Regions from separate parts of the Homo sapiens genome. Here region 1 is linked to region 2. A link is a contact called in ENCODE Hi-C or POLR2A ChIA-PET data. All regions are on one chromosome and are shown on one strand. The core of a region is the stretch at or near the end of the contact, and the rest is flanking DNA. Distances in the headings are between cores, read along the strand shown.

Region 1 (4,204 bases), core at 1,458-3,957, 470 kb before region 2:
AGAATATATAACACCTTGTCTGAGGTGTTAGGGAAGGTCTTCCTGAGGAAGTGAGTAAGAAGCTGAAATGCAAAGGTTAAGTAGGATGAGGTTAGCTAAGCAGAGAGATAGAGAAAGAACTTTTGCGCGTGCCAAGTCTGGAGGTGGGAGAAACTTATCACGCTCAAGGAACTGAAAGGCCTTTGTGAGCTGGACTGTGGGAAGTGAGCAAGAGAGGGTACACAATGAAGCTGGAAATGCACGTGGAGGTCAAATCATGCAGGGCCTGTGGATCGCATTAAGGATTTTAGACTTTCTCCGACAAGAAATGAGAAGCCACTGGAAAGTTGTAAGAGAGAAACAACATGATCACATTTTCATTTTTATGAAAACTCCAGCTGTTATGTGGAGAATAAACTGGAAAGAACAAGAATGAAAATGAGGCCAGGCACAGTGGCAAACGCCTGTAATCCCAGATGTTTGGGAGGCCAAGGTGGGCGGATCATGAAGTCAAGAGATCGAGCCCATCCTGGCCAACATGGTGAAACCCCATCTCTACTAAAACTACAAAAATTAGCTGGGTGTGGTGGCACTTGCCTGTAATCCCAGCCACTCGGGAGGCTGAAGCAGGAGAACTGCTTGAACCCGGGAGGCGGAGGTTGCAGTGAGCTGAGATCACACCACTGCCCTGCAGCCTGGGCAACAGAGCGAGACTCCGTCTCAAAAAAAAAAAAAAAGAAAAGAAAAGAAAAGAAAATGAAAACTAGGGAGCTATTACAGTAGTCCAGGTGAAAGATCATGGTGTCTTGAACTAAGATGACAGCAGTGAAGATAGATATGGACAGACTCAACATATTAATGCACAACCAAAAACTCAGCTTTATGCCTAAGGGGGAAGCAAGGGAAGCATTCTCACTAAACTTAGGAACAAGACAGGATGCCCACTATCACCATGTTATTTAACATCTTTCTAGATGTGTTAGTCAATGCAGTTAGACAAGAGAAGAGAACTCATGGTATCAAAACTGGAAAAAAGTTATAAAGTATCGCTATTTACATAGATTCTATTATTATATATCTAGAAAACCCAACAGAATCAAATATAAAATCCACTATAAACAAAACAAATATTCTATTAATGTCTATAAACCAATTATCTTTTATGTATGCAAATAGCAATCAATTAGATATAGTGGGGGAAAGACACTATTTTTAATAGCAACAAAAAACGTAAATTCCCAGACCAGGCATGGTGGCTCATGACTATAATCCCAGCATTTTGTAAGGTTGAGGTGGGCAGATCACTTGAGCCCAGAGTTCAAGACCAGCCTGGGCAACATAGTGAAACCCCGTCTCTACAAAAAAAAATACAAAAATTAGCGGGTCGTGGTGGTGCATCCCTATAGTCCCAGCTACTCAGGAGGCTGAGGTGGGAGGATCGCTTGAGTCCAGGAGGTTGAGGCTGCAGTGAGCCATGATCATGCCACTGCTCCAGCTTGGGCAACACAGTGAGACCCTGTCTCAAAAATAAAAATTTAAAAATTCCTAGGAATAGACTTGCCAAGAATTGTACAAGGTCTATATGATGAAAACTTTAAAATTTTCCTCAGGAACACAGCAAAAACTTGGAACAAATGGGAAGGTCTCCCATGCTCTTGGATAGGATAACATTCACAAAACATCAGTTCTCCCTACACGCATCCACACATTTAGAAACAGATACACCTTTGATTCATTGGCAAATGCAGTTTGGGTTGCTTAACAGGTGAAAACAGAAGCCACAAGGTGGTAGAACAATGTTAATTGAGGAGAAGTGCCTTTTTATGGAGGTAGAGGCAGAACAGTGTGTGCAAAAACACGGGAAATATTTATTCCATCCAAAGTGTGCAAAGACCTGGGGTGGGAAGTACTTACCCCATCCAACGAACTCAAAAGTGGATTGCAGTAAGTGAGGAAGAGAGAGTATGCATTGAATTTGGAAAGGTAGTGAGTTTAGAAGAAGTGAACAGAAAGTGAAGCAGTGGAGACTGGAGGCTGCAGGCCATAATCCCAGCAAGACTGGCTGCTCTGGAGGCAGGGATAGGATGCTGACTGATAGCTCCTTAGCAAGGGAAGTATTCAGCCCCACCCCTCCCTCTAAGAGGGCAGGGATTCTTCATTGCTATGTTTAGAGTAGTACTGCATATGAACTGGACCTTCATGGATGTCTCCCAAAGTCCCTGAGCTCAGTGACCTTGGTTCTTCCTAGGTCCCATGGCTCTCACTGGAAATTGGTTCTCAACAGTCCATTTTCAGCCCTTCACAGGAGACATATGGTTCTTTTCACAAGACATCCACTCTTGACTTAATACCAGCAGGGCATGATGAACTTGGCATTGTTTATCCAGAAGCAGGGAAGGATGAGTGAGGGAAGCTCCACTCGCCCCAGGGCCACCCTGCTGCAGTGATCTGTGGCACAAAGGCCAGAGAACCGGCTCCTTACAGAGGTGCAGTTGTGGTTAGGAATGGAGGAGAGCTAACAGAACTATGACCTCTTACCCAGAGTTAACCAAAGATATGGCGGTGTAGACTTAGGAAGCCCCAACTTTATGTACCTAATCAATGCCTGATTTCCTGTCCCAAAGAAGCTTGGGCCCTGGGAAGGTGACTTGAAGTCCATTTCCTGGAACAAAGGCACACAGCAGTCCTGCTTCATGAGCTGCCAAGTAAAACTGTCAGAATCTATTTAAGAAAACCAGGCCAGTCTGGCCGTCTGGCTGCATTTACTGAGAATGGCCACTGAGACAAAGAGGGAAAGAGTGTTCATTCAATTCATTCACTGATATTTACTGAGGGCCTACCACATGCCAAGTCTCTTCTAGGTGGTAGGGATACAGAAATGAGCCAAATAGACACAACCCCTGTCCTCACAAGGCTTACTTTCTGGTGGAGGGAGATAGACCAATAAAGATGTAGACAAAATAGTATTAGTTAGAAGGGGTTAAGTGCTTCAGTTTCAGTTAGCATAGAAAAATGTCAATAGGACATTTTTAGGATACAACAAGGTATTGGCAGAGCATATAGATTAGGTGCAGGACCCTGTATTAATGTGGTAGAGCAGTCGATGAGGGGCTTTCTAAAAAGGTGACATTTAAGCTGAATCCTGAAAGATAAAGAGCCAGGCATGTGAAGAGTAAAGGAGAAGGAGAAATATTACAAAGGCCTGAGTTAGGCAAGAACTTGGAATGTTCAAAAAACAGAAAGAACATCAATTTCTGCAGTGCACAGAGTTGGGAAAGATCCTGAAGGTGAGGCTGGGGAGGCCAACATGTCTTGAGAATGTGGGTCTTTCCTAACATGTTGTGCCCGTTACAGCACGATTATCGATTCGAACATAACACTGCCCACTCACAGCTCACTGCCTAACTCAGCTACCTGGCCTCAGCTCAGAGACAGGCCATCTTAAGAAAGTCCCAAGAATGGCCAAAGCAGAAGTCAAGTTTATGCTCCAAAGCTCATATACAACACTCATCGGGGAGCTTCTGGGATTTTCATTCAGATAATTTTCTTTCATCTTAAATACTCTTTTAATAAATTTCCTTATTGGGTTTCCAAGCCAACAGCAAATTACAAGCAACAGATTAGAAGGGGAGGGAAGGGCAGGCACTCTGTTCAAATGACATTTTAATTCAGTGACTCATTTTGCTTGGACACCACACTCCTCTGATACTGGCTTCATGTGACTGCAAGGACTCCCAGGATCACTCGAGCACCAGTCTGACATTTATGTTTACTGTACCATGGTACAGTGAGGACACTGATACACATTAGCAGTCCAAGATACAAGTCCTGATTGCCCCATTCATAGTTTTGTGTCCCCATTAGATTGTGAATGACATAAGGACATGTGTCTTAGTCATCTTTCAGTTCACCCATAACCCATGCCCCTTCTTCAAGCCTAGAATAATGCCAGTCATGTAATAGTGCCTGATAAATGGATCTGGAATAAATAAATGGAAATATGATCTTGGATAAATTACTCTCTGTGTTCCTCAAATGCCTCATCTATAACAGGAAAGAGCATGTGCATCTTAAGGGCTTGCTTGGAATATTAGATAACACAATATATATAGAAAGAGTAATGTTAAGTAAACGTACAATATAAATATGAGATATTTTGCTCCTTGTGGCTGAATCACACAGAGGTGTCCTTCAAAGGGTCAAGGGACCATTTAGGTCTTTATGC
Region 2 (3,918 bases), core at 8-2,507:
CTCGAACTCCTGACCTCATGATCTGCCTGCCTTGGCCTCCCAAAGTGCTGGGGTTACAGGCATGAGCCACTATGCCCAGCCTGGCTGATTTTTTTTTTTTTTTTTTAACCTTTAAAAATGTAAAAGCCAGCCGGATATGATGGCTCATGCCTGTACTCCCAGCACTTTCAAAGGCCAATGCAAGAGGATGAATTATGCCAGGAGTTTGAGACCAGCCTGGGCAACATGGCAAGACCCCATTTCTACAAAACTTTTTGAGAGAGTTTGCTCTGTCACCCAGACTGGAGTGCAGTTGCATAATCTTGGCTTACTGCAACCTCTGCCTTACGGGTTCAAGCAGTTCTCCTGCCTCAGCCTCCTGAATAGCTGGGATTACAGGTGTGTGCCACCACACCCAGCCAATTTTTGTATTTTTAGTAGAGACGGGGTTTCATTATTCTCCTGCCTCGGCCTCCCAAAGTGCCGGGATTACCAGCGTGAGTCACCATACCTGGCCCAAAACTTTTTTTTTTTTTTTTTTTGACAGAGTTTCACTCTTGTTGTCCAGGCTGGAGTGCAATGGCACGATCTCGGCTCACCGCAACCTCCGCCTGCCGCGTTCAAGCAATTCTCCTGCGTCAGCCTCCCAAGTAGCTGGGATTACAGGGATGTGCCACCACGCCCTGCTAGTTTTGTATTTTTACTAGAGACGGTTTCTCCATGTTGGTCAGGCTGGTTGCGAATTCCTGACCTCAGGTGATCCGCCCACCTTGGCCTCCCAAAGTGTTGGGATTACAGGCATGAGCCACTGCGCCTGGCCCCAAAATATTTTTTTAAGAAAATTGTCCCAGCCTGCAGTCTTAGCTACTACGGAGGCTAAGGTGTAAGGATCACTTGAGCACAGCGGTTCAAGGCTGCCCCTGATCTGTGATCACGCCACTGCACTCCAACCTGGGCAACAGAGTGAAGACACTGTCTGTCTCAAAGAAAAAGCCATTCTTAGCTCACAAGTCCATATAAAAACAGGCCATGGGTCAGATTTGGCCTGAGGGCCATAGTTTGCTAACCCTTCCTCTACTTTGATGAGTAATTAGGATACAGGAACATGGGAACGTAGGAACTCTCTTCCCTATAGCCACAGATGTGATGACATGTCCTTGTTTACCTATGTGTGTGGTGATACCGTGGTGGGTATATGCTGCCAAACACCAACCAGATTAGGTTAGGATAAAGGGGAAGTAGCATTTCCTTGCCTCTTGTGTCTAAAGGGACTCATCTTGACAGGAAAATAAATTGGCTTACCTGTGGAAGGGATCCTAGGCATCCTTGGTAAGTTCTGAGTGAGTGACCTGACTTGCCTGTGTAGGATGTTCTCAAGTCCTTGGTCTAACCCACGGTTTGGCAAATTACAACCCACATGCTGCCTGTTTTTGTATAACCATGGCTACCTGCTAGCTAAGAATAGTTTTCATATTTTTAAATTTTTTTTTAATATAGAATATTTTCTGACATGAAAATTATGAGATTCCCATTTCAGTGTTTGTAAAGTTTTACTGAAAGACAGCCACACCCATTTCCTTACTCTTGTCTAAGGCTGCCTTCACACTGCCTCAGCAGGGTTGAGCTGTGTTAACAGAGCATGGCCACAAAGCCTCAAACACTATTTGGCCCTTCCCAGAACAAGTTTGCTGACTCCTTGTCTAACTCAGTCTTTTCTTAACTGGAAGAGGATGGTCTGTGTTATATTTCTTCTTCTCCATGATTATACTTGCCCTGGGGACCCTAGGGGATGTGGAAGATGGGAAATTCATTTAGGACTGTGGTAATGAAGCTTCTGTACTTTCAGAGATAGGATGACAGAGGATAGGGGCACACATCTTAGTGACATATTTTACATCTGGAATAGTCAAGAAGTGGAGAAGTAAATTCATAGAGGTTCCAAATAGCACTCTCTGACATAGTGCCAGATGCGGTCCACTCAGAAGATCCTGGGAACAAGCCAAGAAACTGGTGTTAAGGGCCGCATTTACTTAAATGTACCACAAAGGTCATTCTATCTTTGAAGAAAGAAGGTAAAAGAGGAAAGATATGTTTAATTCTCCACTTTTTTTTTTTTTTTTTTTTTTTTACCTTTCCCCTCCTCCCTCCTGCAGTCTAGCCACCCTATGAAAATTATCTAATAGGCAGAGTGGTACCTTAATCCAAGAAAGATTTGGAGCCACTTGCAGTAACTTTTTCTTTTCCCAGATAAAGTTCTAATACTCAAAAAAGAAGAGTTGATTTAAGTCCCATATCCTTCAGGAATGAGGTATAGGATATAAATAAATTCAAAGTACCACATTCTAAGATATTTCACTAAACATTGGAATGAATTTTTCCCCTTTATGTACTTTAAAATATAGAAAATATGCAGTTATGACTAGAAATAGCTGTAATATTGTACCTGCAGAGTTGAGTATCTCACTAGTATAATTTATAATTATAACCTATTCTGATTTCTTTTCAAATATTAGGTGTCCTAGTTGCCTATGAAGGTTTGCCACTTCATCTTGCACTGTTCCCCAAACTTTGGACTGAGCTATGCCAGACTCAGGTAAAGAAAATGAGTTTTAGATGATTGGTCTTTAATCTTATCTGACCAAGTGGTCAATAATTTTAGGAACAGTGGGTTGAAGACTTGCTGAAAAGTGGGGACATTTTAGAATCTTGATAGGTAACATATGAATGAATGAAAATACTAGCTATTACATATTAGGCATCTAGTTTCCCTTTGATTTTTTTAACTTAAGTAGATTTCTATCATAGAGGATATTTTAAATAAGCTGGTTATAATTGAATTTCTCATTTATAGATGTATATCAACAGTTGTGGGGAAAATCCAAAACAGGGAGATAGTGGGGGAAAAGGCACTTGCCACTTCTTCCTCTCCTTCACCTCCCTGTCTCTACCTCTTTTCCACCATTCCAAAACCTCTAGCAGAAACCCTGTCAGCAGTCTGTCCTTTAGCTTTTCATAATCTGTAGTTTTTCAGGGGTCTGATGCACTTGTTTTCTTACAGCGATCTCCTTGAAAACAGGAAAGATTACTGTTCCTACCTTAAGTGTCTAAGAGCCAACTCCTTAAAATTAAGTGGCTGCATAAATAATGCTTGTTAAGTTACAAAGGCAGAATTGGGAAGAGGAGGAGGTACTAATGTTTGGCTCATTCCTTGGATCAGGCATAAAGGATCCCCACTACCTTTCAGTCCCTGAAAAAACTGTTGATTGTACTGCCTGGTTGCATCTGCTCTACCCCATTGGAAGAGATGAATTTATTCACCTTCCTTAGGTGCAACCCTTGACCCACATCATGCTTTCCTGAAGTATTTTGAGTCTGGTTCAGCCTCCTACCAGGCTGTAGTGTGCTCTGGATTCTCCTAGATGTTTGCCATCCTGTACTCTACTGGTGGTTTCTCTACTTTTCCAAAACAGAACTCAAGTGTAGAGACCTTATCAGAGTCATCTCCATCCCCTGAAGAAATGCCACGTTGTTCTCTACAGTAGAAATCTTTCAGAGGCTAGTATACACTGATCTTAGCTCACTTGACTTAGCATACAGTAGGCATTCAGAAAATGACTTTTATCAGTTGATTTTTGAGCTGAGTGTTCTGTTCAGTCAATTGGAGATCTCGTTTTCCCTCTCCACTGCTACTGCTGTTCTTTTTCATTCTTCCTGATTTGGGTAGTTTCTTGGTTTCTGTACTCTCCCACTACCTATTGCTCCCTATTGCTTTCTCTACTTCTGCATCGCAGGACTCCCTTCGCTTGACTTCTTTCACAGACAGAACTCACTGTGCCCCCAAATTTCCCTTAAAACAAAGCCTAACCATATAAGGCCTCCAAAGCTTCCAGTGCTATAGAAGCAGCCATCCTGAGCAAGAAACAGAGGCAGAGGCACAGG

Evidence for each region. Hi-C counts contacts between places; a loop is a spot of excess contacts on that map. ChIA-PET counts read pairs that join two places held with the same protein, here RNA polymerase II (POLR2A). Pooled maps may share reads with other maps.
Region 1: a loop to region 2 is called in a pooled map, with 2.2 times the contacts of the local background. The contact joins two enhancer-like sites. A Hi-C loop is called at or near these places in 1 of 37 single-sample maps with no recorded cell type and 1 of 50 pooled maps. POLR2A ChIA-PET finds 5 or more read pairs at or near these places in 1 of 52 experiments (activated T-cell).

Annotation. Positions count from the first base shown.
Region 1 is chr2:61,659,099-61,663,302 of GRCh38, reverse strand. No RefSeq gene overlaps it. Among named protein-coding and RNA genes, the nearest start is that of XPO1, 120 kb to the right of the region's middle. Within about 2 kb of position 2,707, at least 9 of the 41 ENCODE cell types and tissues checked have a DNase peak (open chromatin) inside an H3K27ac peak, as active enhancers do.
Region 2 is chr2:61,191,555-61,195,472 of GRCh38, reverse strand. USP34 (ubiquitin specific peptidase 34) reads left to right here. Exons shown (of 80, transcript NM_014709.4): 76 at 2,493-2,572. Among named protein-coding and RNA genes, the nearest start is that of C2orf74-AS1, 15 kb to the right of the region's middle. Within about 2 kb of position 1,257, at least 5 of the 41 ENCODE cell types and tissues checked have a DNase peak (open chromatin) inside an H3K27ac peak, as active enhancers do.